Regions from separate parts of the Homo sapiens genome. Here region 1 is linked to region 2. The links are chromatin loops, found by intact Hi-C in ENCODE. Cell type or tissue: IMR-90. All regions are shown on one strand.

The links. Hi-C counts contacts between places; a loop is a spot of excess contacts. Peaks named below come from ENCODE experiments on the same cell type or tissue, not always from the same donor. Only the 100,000 strongest peaks of a DNase experiment are listed, where the experiment ranks them.
Region 1: a loop joins it to region 2, with 3 times the contacts of the local background. A loop is called at or near these places in 2 of 110 quality-filtered maps.

What each region holds. Positions count from the first base shown.
Region 1 is chr5:164,958,593-164,966,592 of GRCh38, forward strand. All of the region lies in intron 3 of LINC03000 (long intergenic non-protein coding RNA 3000), which reads left to right. Among named protein-coding and RNA genes, the nearest start is that of LINC01938, 280 kb to the right of the region's middle. In IMR-90, no CTCF peak of the experiment used is centred here; no DNase peak of the experiment used is centred here; H3K27ac peaks cover 135 bases.
Region 2 is chr5:165,454,135-165,462,134 of GRCh38, forward strand. No RefSeq gene overlaps it. Among named protein-coding and RNA genes, the nearest start is that of LINC01938, 210 kb to the left of the region's middle. In IMR-90, a CTCF peak has its summit at 3,942 (motif pointing left); a DNase peak (open chromatin) is centred at 5,297.

The DNA.
Region 1 (8,000 bases), 500 kb before region 2:
TCAGTTTAGTATCTTCATTCACCTTCCATAGTATGTATGTATGCATATGTATATTATATACATGTAAGATAGATACAGGTTTAGATGTACATATAGTGTTATTTACAAAGTCCTAAAGAACCTTGAAAATAATTTTAAGTGGTTGCCAATTATAATTACAAAACCAAAAAGTATTCTACTCAACTCTTACAAATCAACTGGCCAATTTTATGAAAAATACTTGGCCATTTTATTTTCCTTGTTCAAGTTATTATTCGGTCATTTTCTTCATGTTAACATTTCCACTAGGGGGTGCAAAAGCGAACAACGTTTAGATTTTTCTCATCTTTTGTACCAAGAACTAATGAAGAAAATTTGAAGCTATAAGTTAAAATTATTTTTATATTTCTAAAAATTATAACATTTAATTAGTTTATTTATAGCGTGAAAATAGTTTTATTTAGCTATTAAGAGTTTGGGAAGGCAGTGCTATATAACAAACGGTTTCAAGATGGTGCCTTGGCAGGCAAAGCTGGATTTAAATTTGGCTTCGATATTCACGATTGGGTATTATGTTGGGCAAGTGGCTTTGGCCTTGCAAAGCCTGTTTCCTTATCTCTAACATGTTTTCCGGCACTGATCACACATTCAGATTCTGTTCTTCAGCGTGCAAGATACTATTTTCCATTCCAAGATAATATTTACACAGACTTAAATTTTTAGTTTATAAAGTTAAGACTGAACGAGACAATTTTTTGTGTGTTTATGTCAGCCTATATCACATGATGGCACATAAACAGAAGCTGATGTTGTCGCTGTTTTCTCCCACATTTTTCCTCTTCTTCCTCCTTCTTTTCTACCTCTTTCTTCTTCTCCTTCTTTATAGTGATGTTATTATTTCCAGTGGATATGCCCTTCATTGAAATAGCTTTAGGGAGAATGATTATTATAGCCAACATATCAATAAAATGTGTGAATCCAGCTGCAAAGCAAAAACGCAGGAAAGGTGTATAATGTATAAGGTATACTAGAGACAGCAGTAGCATATTAGTGTTAGCCAGACCTGTGCCTGAAATTCAAATGCAAACAAGGTTGGGTCACATGTCCCAGCCTGTTCAGGTAGAAACTGAGGAGTATGGCAAGCTAAATGTGGGGCCAAATCATAACATTAAATTTATCCATTGCTCATAACTAGATTGTACTTAAAAATACGAGGCATTTAAGACTGAGCAACATGACAAAACACCACCTGCACTAAAAATACAAAAAAAAAAAAAAAATTAACCAAGCATGGCAGTGCACACTTGTACTTTCAGCTACTCAGAAGGCTAAGGTGGAAGAATCACATGAGCCCAGGAAGTCAAGGTTACAGTGGGCTGTACCCATGATCATGCCACTGCACTCCAGCCTGGGTGATGGGAGGGAGACGCTGTCTCAACAACCAAAAAAAATGTTTAAACGATCTTACTATATTTGTTACAATCGCCTTTTTCTCTCTGACTTCAAGTTATGAATCTGTCTTTTATCTCTACTCTAGCAATATAAATAAAATACTCTTTAGACATAAACTCAGAAGAACACCAGAAATGTCCACCTACAATCACTTTTCTCATAGGAAAAAGTGGTGGATTAGGTACCAGGGGCTAGGAAGAAGCCTTGGTCAAGTGTACACTAGGAAATCATTGCATTACATGTGGTACCTCTGAACTCCCAACTATTTGGTAGGTTCCTTCTGAGGCACCAGTCATAAATCTCAGATGCTTTTCTGCACCATCCAGGATGTTATTTTCAATTTTCAACAGACCTGTACTTTTAGCCTATTGTTATTGGTGGAGGGTGTCCAGGTTCTTGGCGTCGGACAAAACACACAAACAAAGCAAAGAAAGAATGAAGCAACAAAGGCAGAGCTTTACTGAAAACGAAAGTACACTCCACAGGGTGGCAGCGGGCCCAAGCATAGGGGCCGAAGACCCCAGTTACAGAATTTTCTGGGGTTTGAGTACCCTCTAGAAGTTTCCCTGTGTTACTTGGTGCATGCCCTATTTAAATGAAGAGGATATTTCCTGTCATAGCTGAGGTGTTTCTTTCTGATTTAGTCTTAGGAGGTCCTTGGATTCCCTCCCTCCAGGCCCTATGGCCTGCCTCACTGATTCATACCCATTCAGATCAAATTCTTATATTTCACTATTTAGAACTATACTCTTTCAAACATGTTCAGTGGCTGAAACCATTAAAGATTTGCTGAAGGATCAGATCCAAGCCCTGTGAAAACATATTAAACATTAATTATTAATCTTTAGCTTTTCCTCCTGAATCATGTTTTCTTTTTTTCACATCACAAATGGGCTGGGGTCCAGCATAAAGCAGATATGGTTTCTAATGGTCCTATGAAATTTGTATGATGTTCACTGGACTTTATGCTTATTTTTTTTAAATTTTGTATGTGTAAATGTCACATCTCATATCCAGAAGGACCCACCCATCCTGAGCAATTAATGCAGCTCATTGTTAGGAAGAACAGTTGACAATATGCTAAACCTCCAACTGGTTATTCTCAGTAACTGGAAACTTTGAATGCAACAGTGGTTCTAAATTATTTGTCTTAGTGGCCATTTATGGGCTAATACTAGAATTCCCAGCACCCCATGAATTATTCTTTTATGCCTATGACAAACCAAACTTTGTATAACGTGAAGAAAACTGCTATGGAGCAGGGGGAAGCCTGCCATTCCTCAATATTAAGAAATCAATATATCTCCTCTCCAGTGGTACAGTGTCATTTAGATAGGACTCTCAATACATAGCTACAATAAGGCATTATATCTATTTTGTGTAATATTTGATATATGATTAGGAGCAAGATAGATCCATGTATACTTACGCTTATCTCAACAAAAGATATTTAGTTGCCCTTTTGCTTCTGCTCAGAGTACAAAGCCAACTCCTTAACTCCTTACCAATGTATCAGTCATTAGTGGTGTTGAAACAAAATTCTCCCATTTTATATCACATATATTCGTGGTAGGTTTTCCAAAGTGTAAAAAGAGCACAACCTCTATATGTGGATTTTTAAAGCATTACAATGCTTTCAGTAACATTTAAGTATTTCCTTCTGTGGATCATAATTATTTAAACAGTGTTGTCTGTGGAAATGAAAGATAAAGAAAGGCACAAAAATGTAATATGTAAACATCTGGACACCAACCTGCATGTTCAGACTAAAGCAAGTTTATTATTTTTTGTAATAGTACTTGGCCCTTTAAAGTTTATACAAATGTCACTACCTTTTGTGGAAGTCACAAGAATGTGAATAAATTAGAACAATTTAGAATTAGAACAATTAGAATAAATTAGAACAAATTAGAAGGTATAATGATGTATTCCAGCCAAAGTTACATATAGTTATAGAGACTTTTTTTTGTAAACTATTGAAATCATACAGAATATTGTAGTGTTTAGTTAGACTATACTTTACAAAATGCTTGACACTCCTGAATAGCAAGGATAATAGCTTAACTAATGATCCTTTAAATGGGTATGTAAAATATAATTTAAGCTACTTGCAACATGCAAAAGAGAGGCATCATTTGTTACTGCCAAAAATCACTGGCATGTGGAAATCAGAAAATCATTAGCGTTGATAGAAATAGCTTAATACAACAGGGAAGAGAACACATTATTTAGAGCAGTTAAATGACAATTGATGCAACCACTGGTGAAACGCAGAAAAAAAGTGGATATGATTTAGTGAATGATAAATTCTGCACTTAGTATTTATGCATGCAAAGGAATGGAAATCTTTGCTCATTAACCAAGGCACTTAGTTTGTGAGCCAAAATGCTTCAGGCTGTAGCCCTAATTGTCATAAATGTTTATCTCTCTGCAAGTTTAATTTAGGCTTAAGAAAAAATGTTATCCTGAGTGATGAATATTCTACATTTTTTTCATCTTTTTCATCAGCCTAAGCCAGTTTGCTCAAATCCCTGTTTATATCCTTTCTCCTCCATGCAATCTCCGTGATGCCTCTAGCTACCATTAATCTCTCTCTTTTTTCCCCATTATTCCCCCACTCTTTTTTACATCTATTATAGCAGTGTGCCTAATGGTATATTTACAGGCATACCCCATTTAGCACTGTCTTCTAGAGCACCAATTATTCATAGCTGTTTAGTAGAGTGTCATACTGTGCTGTCCTCAGTTTGAATGGCACTTGCCAATCTGTTTTGTTTATACTCTTGAATTTCCTTGCCATTAACATACTATTTTCCAGCTGACAATATCTTTGATTCTCAGCAAATACATTGAAAGTTTCTCAAAGTATGAACAAACATGGATCATTGTAAGGCTGTTAGAACAGCATGCAGCATTGCGTGTGAGAACCTTAGGTGACGGTGGACCATTTGAACACATGTAGAATAAGAAGTCAGTTAATCATCCCATGCTTGTATGTTAATTTAGTTTGAAATCACTGTGCCGGGAACACATCTCTATAGGGGATGTCATGACTTTTCATTTATTTATTGTTGATATTTATGCATCTATCTCCCTTCATTACAAAGGAGAATGAATGGAGTCTGCCTATGTATGTACCTGTGTACCATTTAACACTGAAAGTCCTCTCAAAACCGAAATTAAAACTGGGTGGTAAAAATCTTAACTACATAGAGGCAAAGTAAGCAACATCAATATGTGAAGAGGATAAAATTTAGCATTATAAACACAGCACCACATTAAATATTACCAACTGGAGTGCCTACCTGCCCAAAGCAAGCAATAGCTGTTGAGCTATGACTATTTCCATGAAGTAATGTAAATATAATTTTCTCATGCCTTCAAATTTTTCAAGAGCACCTAAAATATGATTTTCATATCTTTTAAGTGTTGGCCATACTTTAAGTTATGGTTATTTTCAATATCGTACAGTTCAAATAAAATACTTCTGTGGATGAGATCCAGCGCATGGGTTACCTGTTTATGGCCCCTGCCATAACTTTTCTTCTTCTTGTCCTCCCTTTCTGCATTCTTTCCTTTTACTTTTTTTCCATCCATCCTTTTATTCAGGTGTGTGTATGTGTTCACAGGTATGTGCATGCAGTGAATATAAATTAGTGATATGCAATCAAGTATAAAATCAGATATTAAAAATACAAAAAAATAAAAAATGAATAAAAAATAGTAAAAATGTAGATGTTGTCAGGAGTTTTGAACAATGTCTAGGTGTGACTGTAGATTCAGCTGAATCAGAAAGACAAATACAACCAGTTACAACATTTATAATTTCCCCCTTTTCCCAATAAGCGACAAGAACTTATTGATTTCAGAGAATAATCATGTATTTTTCTAGTACTAAATTCTAAGATAAAATAAATATGCTTGGTAATATCACAATATCCTCACAAACATCTCCACAATAAATATGAGATTTTTAGAATTAATTTTATTGTGTTCCTCTATGCAAGACAAGTCATATTAAATACCAAACTTAATTTTTACCATGCTTTCAACAAGGTGACAAAACATTAAAATCAGGTACAGATCTTATAACTGCAGTTGATTGTCAGAGAAGTGGACAGAGTATATACAACTTAAAGATATCTTACTAATTATTGAATGCCTACAGCCCTTAACAAAGCTTTTTGTATGTAGAAGGTGCTATATGAAAGTGTAAGGTAAAGAATTAAGTACATATTTGATTGGAGTTTATAAAAAGAAGCGCCTCAAAATACAAAACACTGTATTTAAGAAACAAGCATTTACCCTGTACTGGTCACAGTGCAATTAAAATTAACTTTTAAAAATGTTTCAATATCTCCTAGAACTTTCACTTGCACCATTAGAAATACAGGTCCACCACATATGCCAACAATTATCAGTTGTAAAATTTAAAAATAATATTAAGTAGCAGAATGCCTCAGATGATTTTTGTCAGCATTTCTTTTAGGCAAGGATCTACTCTAGCATCATTTTATTTTATATTTTTGGGGGACAAATCAACTCAAACTCAGATCTCTGGTACATATTCCCAACCCCAGCACCTGTTGAAGGATGGTCACAGTTGCCTGTGTAAATTACACACCCTCACCTTAACTGCCCCAAATAATTGACACTAAGGAAGATACTTAGCCCAGGGAGAAAATAGCCCATTCGCTGACCAGCTGGCCAATGATACATTGGATTTTTCCCTCTCAAATACATAAACTAATAAATCAGAAGAATGTTTATGCACGAAACTCCCATTTTCAAGCATATAATGCTGATAGGTAAACAAGGGAAGCTAAACTTCAGAAAGAAGAAAGAAAATGGAGCAAATAGTATCAAGAAAGAAGAGTGAGGGAATAAGGTGCTTTTGAAAAATGAGGGATGAGACATGAGAAATTACTTAATTACTACAATGTGTACTATTCGGGTGATGGCTACTCTGAAACCCCATACTTCCCCACTGTGCAATATACACTATGCATATAACAAAACTGCATTTTTACCCCCAAAATCTATTTTTAAAAATAAGAAAAAAAGAAAGGTGGAGAAAAATGGTTTTTGCAGCTCAACCCAACAGCCTTTACTAGAAAATTGTCTGGAAAGATTTCCTCTGACCCCCACCTACCCAACAAATACACACTGAATGGCACAATTGCTTAGGAAAGCTTGAGTGACTAGCACTTTCTTGTTATTAATTAAATAATCATGACTGAAATGAACTTGATGAATCTATTTTTTTATAACTGAAATAATACTACGGTAAAAATAGATGTGTTTGTGTATATGTGTCATGCGTTTTTCAGAACAATTGTTATGAGTAATGTCTAATTCAGGGGTATCCAATCTTTTGGCTTCCCTGTGCCACAGTGGAAGAAGAATTGTCTTGGGCCACAAATAAAATACACTAACACTAACAATAGCTGATAAGCTTAAAAAAAAAGATCTGGGCATAAGTCTCATAATGTTTTAAGAAAGTTTGTGAATTTGTGTTGGGCTGCATTCAAAACCATCCTGGGCTTGCTTGGTTTAATTGTTAAAGGTACAATTTGTTATTCATTTTTCGTGTTCAAAAAAAGCTGATTTTGGAGATGATAGAATTCTGCCAAGGTCAGAGGAGGCCTGTATTTGTACTTGGCTTGCTGAATTCGGACCTATTCTTTCTGAATGTGGCAGCTCTTCCTTGTAATTTGTTTCAAGATTGTAACTGTTTTCTAAGGTCTTCATTTTTGTAGTACCCATCTTCATCTTCAGAAAGTTGAGCAAGGCAGCAATGTCTTTGCTCAACCAACTTTTATGACTATTTTCCCACTCAACTTATTTTAGTGTAATTCTCTCTCAGTTGGAATTCATTCTTATGACATTTATCTTTCCATTGTTTTTGCAATTCAACAACAGCCTACTTCGTAATAAACCTGTAATTTTACTTAAAAAACTGTAGAGGATTTTTAATTGCCTGGTTTAGAAAGAAGTAAAATGTTCCTTTTAATTTAACAAAGAAAATGTCTGAAACCAGATGTATTTTTGAGTGTTTATTGATTATTCGCATTCTTTCTTTATCTTTGAAATTCAAATATTTTCTGAAGAGGTAATCTATATGATGGTCTCTCTATATCAATTTTGGCTAGGGAAAATTCTTTTGACTTATGAGCTCAAATATGTCTTCAGCTGTACAAAGTATTATTCCATCAATATATTTTTTTCAATTCGAAGAAAACAGTATTTTTGCTTTGAATATTTTGAGATTATAAAATTAGAATTTGCTTTGTGTTTGGCTCAACAATCTTGCCACTCTTCAGGCAACAGCAAATTGCAACATAGTAGTCATTATCTGTGCAGTTATGAACTACCCACCCATGGAAGAAATCTCATGACAAATGTCTTTTCTTTGGATAAAATATTTGGCAGCTAGATCAACAGCGTAGTTAAATTTTAGTGGATATTTGGTTTTTTAAAAATGTTATTTCCAATATGTCGCTACATCATTAGATTTTAAACAATGTTGTACCTCTGAAATAAAAAGTTATTCTGTGTCCAGGAGATTA
Region 2 (8,000 bases):
ATTATGAAATATGACTTAATATTCTTCTTTAACATGAAAAAGATGGTTACAGTAAAAATGAAATGCCCTCTTTACCCTCTGTCACTACGGAGTTCACCTTCCTTCACAGGGGTTAGATTTATTTTCTTGTGTATTTTTGCAGGGCTTTTTTTCACAGTGCATTTACAGAAATACAGAATATATAGTTTAGGGTTTTGTGTGTGGGTGTGTGTGAATCTGTGTATGGTTTTACATAAATGTTCTTGAATAATAGGTTTGTACTTTTGTTTCAGTTTAAATTATCTCTTGGAGAAATTCCTTTTTATATATCATATATATATTACTTTATATATTATACACTATATGTAATTATCTATAATACATACTATATATATTGCAAACTTGCAGATAGATTTTATTACATCTCTTTCAAGCTCATGGATACTAGCTTGCATTACAGACAATAATTTATTAAAGCATTAGCAGGGAATGGTGGCTCACGCCTGTAATCCCAACACTTTGGGAGGCCCAAGTGGGACGGTCCCTTGAGCCCTGGAGTCAGAGACCAGCTTAGGCCAGGTAGTGAGACCCCCACACAACCAAAAAATATATATACATAGAGAGAGGGAAAATTAGCCTGGCATGGTGGTGTGCACCTGTCATCCCAGCTTACTTGGGAGGCTGAGATGAGAGGATCACTTGTGCCCAGGAGGTTGAGACTGCACCAAGCCATCATTGTGTCACTCTACTCCAGACCGGGTGACAGAGAGAGACCTTGTATTAAAAAAAAATTAAAAATAAACACAAATTAAAGTTTTATTCTATTGATAGAATTTACTATATTTCCTTTTCATATAGATAATAAGAATGGTGAACATCTTTGTACTTGCCTAGAGTATAAGTATTTCTCTATAAGAAATCTAGAAGCAGAATTGCTGAGTAAAGAGAATGTGCTTTCAAACTTTTGATAGATACTTAAAAATTGGGTTTCAAGTATACGTGAGAGTTGATTTCTTTATGCCTGAGTCAACATTAGGTATTTTCACTCATTCAGATATTCCATTGTTTTAATTTGCATTTTTCCAATCATTTATACTTGTTAGCCATTTGAATTATTTCTCCTTTGATAAATTTGATGTTCATTTTTTAATATTTTTATGAGATCAATTGTCTTTATTCTATTGAATCCTAGTTCCTCATATATTCTGGATATGCATATATATATATAAGAGAGACAGGGATTATGTATGTTTATGAGACAGGTAAAGGGAAATGTTGCAAATATTTTATTTTATACGCTTACTTTCATTAAGGTTGATGGCACCTTGCTCAGTGGAAGGCTGGTAAATTTACAGTAATAATATTATTTGTCAGATATTGAATGTTACAAAGATAATAGATACTGAACTATGTTCTTACATCTATCTATATTTTTAATTAAACTCTTTCAGATAGGAATTTATATTTACACTTTACAATCATGAAAACTGAGGCTTGGTGGAATGATATGATTTACCTAAAGTCAAATATTAGAAAGTAAAAGAGTCAGAATTTCAATCAGGGTGTGCTGGCTCTCCTCATTCCACTATGCAACTGATATCTACGTAGCTCATGATGTTATCTATATCTTACAGCTACATATATGTTATACATAGCTATTGTTATAGCTGTATTATCTACACCTATATCTATGAATTCATTATGTCTTAATAATTTAGGTTTCTCCTAAATTAGTTTTTACCTGTTTGGTGTTACGTTAAATTATGTGTCTTTGAAAATTTTAAGTTAGTGTAGAAAATGCTGTATTTCACTACAATTAAAGTGTACTATTGTAGTACCAACCAGTTTCCATTAGAAAGTAGACTGTTTAAGTTGCAGTTATGCTTAAGGCAAAACAAGTAGGTAGGTGTGGCTTTGTTTCATCTTTCTATACTTCCCATTGTGAACAGTACTTCTCTTAAGCTCACACTATTCCTCCAGCCTAAAACCTCCCTACTTTCCCTCAGAATTCATATGAATCCCTCCAACCTCCTCCCCCTTATACCACACCATGATAGAGTAGGCTCTCACATACACCTGCTTTCGAGGGCCTAACATTACAATCCTAGACTTGTATAACTTTAGAAACCTGCCAGAAAATGAATGTAAAAGCCAGAGAACTATCAGGCTTGGCTGTTTAGGGTAACTCGATATTGTGAGCCTTTCAAAAGAGGCCAGTGGTAAAGAGTGGCAATGGTGGGCTTCAGAGTTGTTCAGGCCATGATTTCATTTATTTTTATTTTTTTAACTTTGATTTTAGGTTCGGGGTACACATGCAGGTTTGTTACATAGGTAAATTGCATGTCAGGGGGGTTTGGTGTACAAATTATTTTGTCACTCTGGTAATAAGCATAGTACCCAATAGGTAGTTTTTCAGTCCCCTCCCACCCTTCACCCTCAGGTAGGCCCCAGTGTCTGTTGTTCCTTTCTTTGGGTCCATGTGTTCTCACTGTTTAGCTTCCAAATATAAGGGAGAACATGTGGTATTTGGTTTTCTGTAATAACCAGTTAGCAACATGATGACAGGATCAAAACCACACAGGCCATGATTTTGGACACATAACCATATAACCTCTCTTCTCCTGTCCTCTCATCTGTAAAAATAAAGATTGTCATAATTAATTTTAGTATTTAAGGAAATAGTTTGATATTGCAGGGATAGAGAAGACTACAGTCAACATTGATGATGATGATTATTATATAGATAGTTTGAAAAAAGTTACAGAAATCTTGACTGTCTTTTTTCCTCCCAACCCATGTCTTCCCTCCTTGAACTTGGTTCCATATAACCATTTTCTTGGCCTCAGCTTACACATCTTTTCATCAAGAAGTTCTACGCAGGCCTTTCACGCTGTCTCTCAATTCCTGGATGCACTGTACATTTCATTTCATTGAACATGCTACATTAAAATTATTTATTTACTATCCGAATCCTTCTCTAGACTTTAAGTTCCATGAGGGCAGGGACTTTGGCAGTTTTTGTTATTGTTGTTGCTTTCTTGCTATATCCCTCATCATGCAAGCACACTATGCAAATTTTGTTAAATTTAAAAACGAATACAGGCATAAATAGATGTGCTGAGGCATAAATGGATGTATGTCTGAATGAGTGGACAGTGAATGAATAAATGGTTACACGATTGGAAACATGAGTGAATGGATAGGCAATCAACTTAGCACAGAGACTTAGAAATGATTGCAATGTCAGTTACAATGATATGAAGTGGAGAATATATTTTTGGATTGGCCTTTGAAATCCTTTAAACCATACCAAATGGCATTCTTTCATATGATTCTGACCCTGACTGCTTCAGTGAGAGAAAATTCAACCAAGTTGGCAATATAGTGAATTTTACTTGGCATGTGGCAAACAGAGTCTAGGGAATAAATAATATGTCACACTAGGCCTGCATTTTCCTCTCAATACCTTAGGAAAACACTTTTATAAACACAGTTCTACCTCTACCTGCTACTTTCACTTAGCATAAAGGTTAAAATATGAGATGTTTCACTTCATATATTGCACATTTCATTATTCTACATTATAAACTCAGTGAATTCTTTGGAGGTGATTTATTATGCAATTTAATTTGATATTGAAAATCCTCCCAAAAACAATCTACAAACTTGCAAAGAATTTTAAGTAATACATCTTGTTTAATGTGTGTGCTGATTTACCCAGACCATTGAAATAAAGTTTGTTTCATTTACCCAGACCATTGAAATAAAGGCATTTGATTGTTAGAAAAACTGTAAATAGTCCACAGTGTTTGGTATATTTCCGGATATTAAAACTTATTAAAACTATTGTTCAGCATGACTTGACACCACTGAGATTTGACAATGGGCCATATCTACATCAGAATAGCTCTGTGGATACAAGAGCAAAGGGAAATGTTATCCACCACAGCTGTTGTGCTGACCCCTACTGGCTAAGTTTAAGAAGAGTGAAAGAACAACTTTTTTCCTAAAGTGGACCTTTCCTGGATTAATTACTCACATCCAATCTTCATTACGTTTCATCTGTCATTCATCAGTAATAATTCCCTGTACAACACGGTTGAATGCATGTGAGCTTGTCAGCCTCATTTTGTATAATTAATGATGATTGGACATACGAATTTTAACAATTTTGAGACGTGTCTACTGACTGAGAATAATTTTTCTAACCTGCTCTGTTTCTATTGAAACAATGTCTTATGTTTCTCTCAAGAGAAGCTTCAAAATTATGTATATATCCAGCAGGCACATGTAAGTATATGTGTCTGAGAGTCATATGTCCTGCAGATATAAAGCACTAAACCTGAAAATACACAAAAAGAAAAACCCTTTCTCAACCAAAGTACAACAGGACAGATTTTATATTATTTATTTTTAAAAGTAAGCCATGTTCAAATTAAATGTCAAGCATAATTTTGTATTTGAAATTTGAAATTTGTGATTATCCTTAGAGAAAAATCATAGAACACATGTCTTCTTGCCAAATTTGTATTTGCATAATAGTGAACTATGAGGTTATAGATCACTTTGTGGCAGAGTGCCAACCCATAAACTGCTTGGTAAAGCTACTAAAAACTTCAATCTGAAATGAATTTATTTCAGTTAGGAGTTTGAATCCTCTATAGAAAATAAAATGCACTGGAGTCTCTTAGTTCTTAAAAAAGAAAAGACGGAGAGAAAATACGAAATTCTGTGTATTTCCACATTTCTTCCTTTAACTGCTACAGACATAAATGCAAAATGAATGTTGACATATTTGTTTAGCATCCCTGAACAGATTAAACTGCTTTAGAAGTTCTTCTGTAATCAGGCTTGAAAAATAGAAACTAACATTCACATCCTTGGATAGATTAAATTGTTTCCAAAGTTTCTCATTAATCAGACACGAAAAATTGTTTGTAAACGTAGAAGTAGGTCCTTTGAAAAGTACTCAAAATTTTTCTTGCGACAAAATTTTTGCAATTTCACTATATAATGCTATTTTTGTCGTATACGTATTAGAAATATGTATACCTGTATCACTTGTCTGTGTCCTTTATTGGCGAGTTGCTAAATAGCAAAAGATTTTGATCCATTGTGGAGTACAGTGTGTGTATAAAAAGAACACTGGGTCTGAATTGTGAAGCTGACTGCCAATTACTTATGATGTGTCTTTGGGCAAAGAAAATAGAAAGAAAATATAATTTTTTTAAAGTTTGGACTTCTTTCCAAGTGAATTCCAAGTACTTGAGTGTTCTTCTTCATAATAAGTCTGTAAGTTTAACAGTGCAGCACACATTTTAGGAATGAGGAAACTAAATCCTGGAGATATTAATGGACTTGTGTGATTCAGTATAGCTAGTAAGTAGTGCAGTTAACATTATATATTAGAACTATCTCACACCAAACTTCCTGTCCCTCTTAGGCTATGATGTCTTTCTTATCCTGCTTTTCTCCTTTGTTAAAAGAAGGAATTGGGCTATATTATCATTATTTTTATATTTTCTATAGCTCTCGTGTACATGGGTCTGTGTTTGGGGATTTTTGTTTGTTTGTTTGGGTTTTTTTTTTTTCTTTTCTTTGACAAGGTCTTGCTCTGTTGCCTAGGCTGGAGTGCAGTGGCGCAATCATGGCTCACTACAGCCTGGAACTCCTGGGCTCAAGTGATCTTTTGCCTCAGTATTCTGAATAGCTGGGACTGCATGCTCATGCCATCATACCTGGCTAGTTTTTTCTTTTTCATTTTTCTTATGTAGAAACAGTCTCACTATGTTGACAAGGCTGGCTTTGAACTCCTGGCCTCAAGCAATCCTGCCATCTTGGCCTCCCAAAATGCTGGAATTACAGGCATGAGCCACCACGCTGAGCCTATGATTCGATTCAGTCTCCCGTTTCCAAATAAAGGCATATTACCTGAGTATTATATAATACACAGAATTCATTGTGTCACTTTCACTTCATCTTCCATTCAAATTCTCTAAATTCTTGCTGAGCAGGCTCTGACAGATGGGATAAGGAATGATTCCTCTATTGTAGAAACTGATAGTATTCCAGTAGTGTGAGCTCTTGACTTTATTTCCATCACTCAGCCAATGAATATCAATGATTCTTGAACTTTGCTATATACCATGGCAGGCAATAAAGACATATGCACCACCAGATTTTTATTTGACTTGATAAACTTACGCTGTACATTTCAAGATATTTTACAGTGACCACCAGTAGTTCCCTTAAAAGTCCTGTCATTCACGTATTATTCTTTCTAAAATGGTATGACATTGAGTTGTTTCAATTGCCAAATAGTAATTAGGAAAGAATATAGTCTCTCACTTTCAGGGAATTTTTTAAATGAAAAATGCATGTAAATAATTTTAATTTCTATTTGCTTTTCCTCACATGCCAAAAATTATTAGATTTATCTTAGGCATTTAGAAAGGCTTATAGTGTGCGTTTCAATATGAATTTAATATGGCATAAGCAAAACTCTGAGCTTTATTTCAAAAAGAGAAATGTATTAAAGAGCAGCTGGAATAGTCAAATAAGAGGTGAAACTATTAAGTCAAATGTCTCATGACAGAAACAATGCCAAAAATATTAATATGGACAGATTTTAATTTTAACTATGATGGAGCAATTGGAATGTCTTACCTGCATAAACACTGTAAACCTGGACAAAATCTATGCAGACAGTATACTCAGATATGGAATAATAGGCAGCTTATGAAGGAGATCCTTAAGAAGTGTGAAATGCACAAGACGTATTCAACTTTCATGGCTGCTTTTTAGGTGGAGAAAGTTTCCAAATAAACAGAAACCAAGGATCCCATCGACTAGAGAAAATAGAAATCAAAATTTGGGGCCATTGAGGGTGTTAGAATCTGTAGGACAGTATAGTGGAGACAAGAAATCCATTCAGAGAAAAAATCTTAAAAATTGGCATAAGGTTACACTTAAGTCTTTAGCCAGTGACTCATGTGCACGTGAAACACTACAAGACAGGACGGAGAACAGCTACTGAAGGTCTGTGAACTGAAAATAATAAACAAATAAATAAATATGCATTGCTGGAAGACATTGGTTTTCAGACTATCGAGACTGGAAAAAAGCCTTTCTAAACTCACCAAGGATTCAGTCTATTCTATAGGAAGGTCAAACCTCACCAGTAAGTCTAGTTTAAACTCAGTCTAAAAAGGCTTAAAGTCACTCTTCAACAGGATAAATCTGTACAACTCAGTAACTGTTAAAGAAATAAAACATAATTTATACTCTGAAAATATAGTATCCACAAGATTGAGACTATCACTATAATAACTATACTGCACTCCCCCAAAAGAAAAGATGAACCATCATTATGAGAAAAAGTAGTCAGTGGAAATAGTCTCAGACATCCTGTGTATGTTAGAATGACCTGCCAAGAACTTTAAAACAGCTATTATTAAAATGTTCAATGTTATAATGAAAAAGTATACAAAATAAATGACCAATGGAGAAGCTCAACAGATAAATGAAAAATACAAAACAGTACCAAATAACCATTCAACAACCAAGAATTAAAATATCTAAAATGAAAATTTTTCTGTGCAGCGCCAGTCAAGATTAGATAGTGCACAAGAAATAATTCAGTAAGCTTAAAGACAGATCAGAAGACATGAAATATACATAAGAACAGAAAGGAAAAATACTAGAAAATAGATGTATGCATCTGTGAATTATAGGAAAAACAATTATGCTATCTACTGTGTATGTAATTGAAGAAGCAGAAAGAAAATAGGGATCTTCCAAATCTGGTAAAATATACAATACAGTCCCAAAAAGCATATTGTATACTATGAAAAAAAGAGAATAAATAAGACCTACTATTTGATAGCACAGTAGTGTAACTATAGTCAATAATAACCTAATTGTATATTTTAAATAAGTTAAAGAATGTAACTGGATTGTTTGGAACTCAAAGAATAAATGCCTGGGGGGAGGGCTCTCCCATTCCCTATGATGTGCTTATT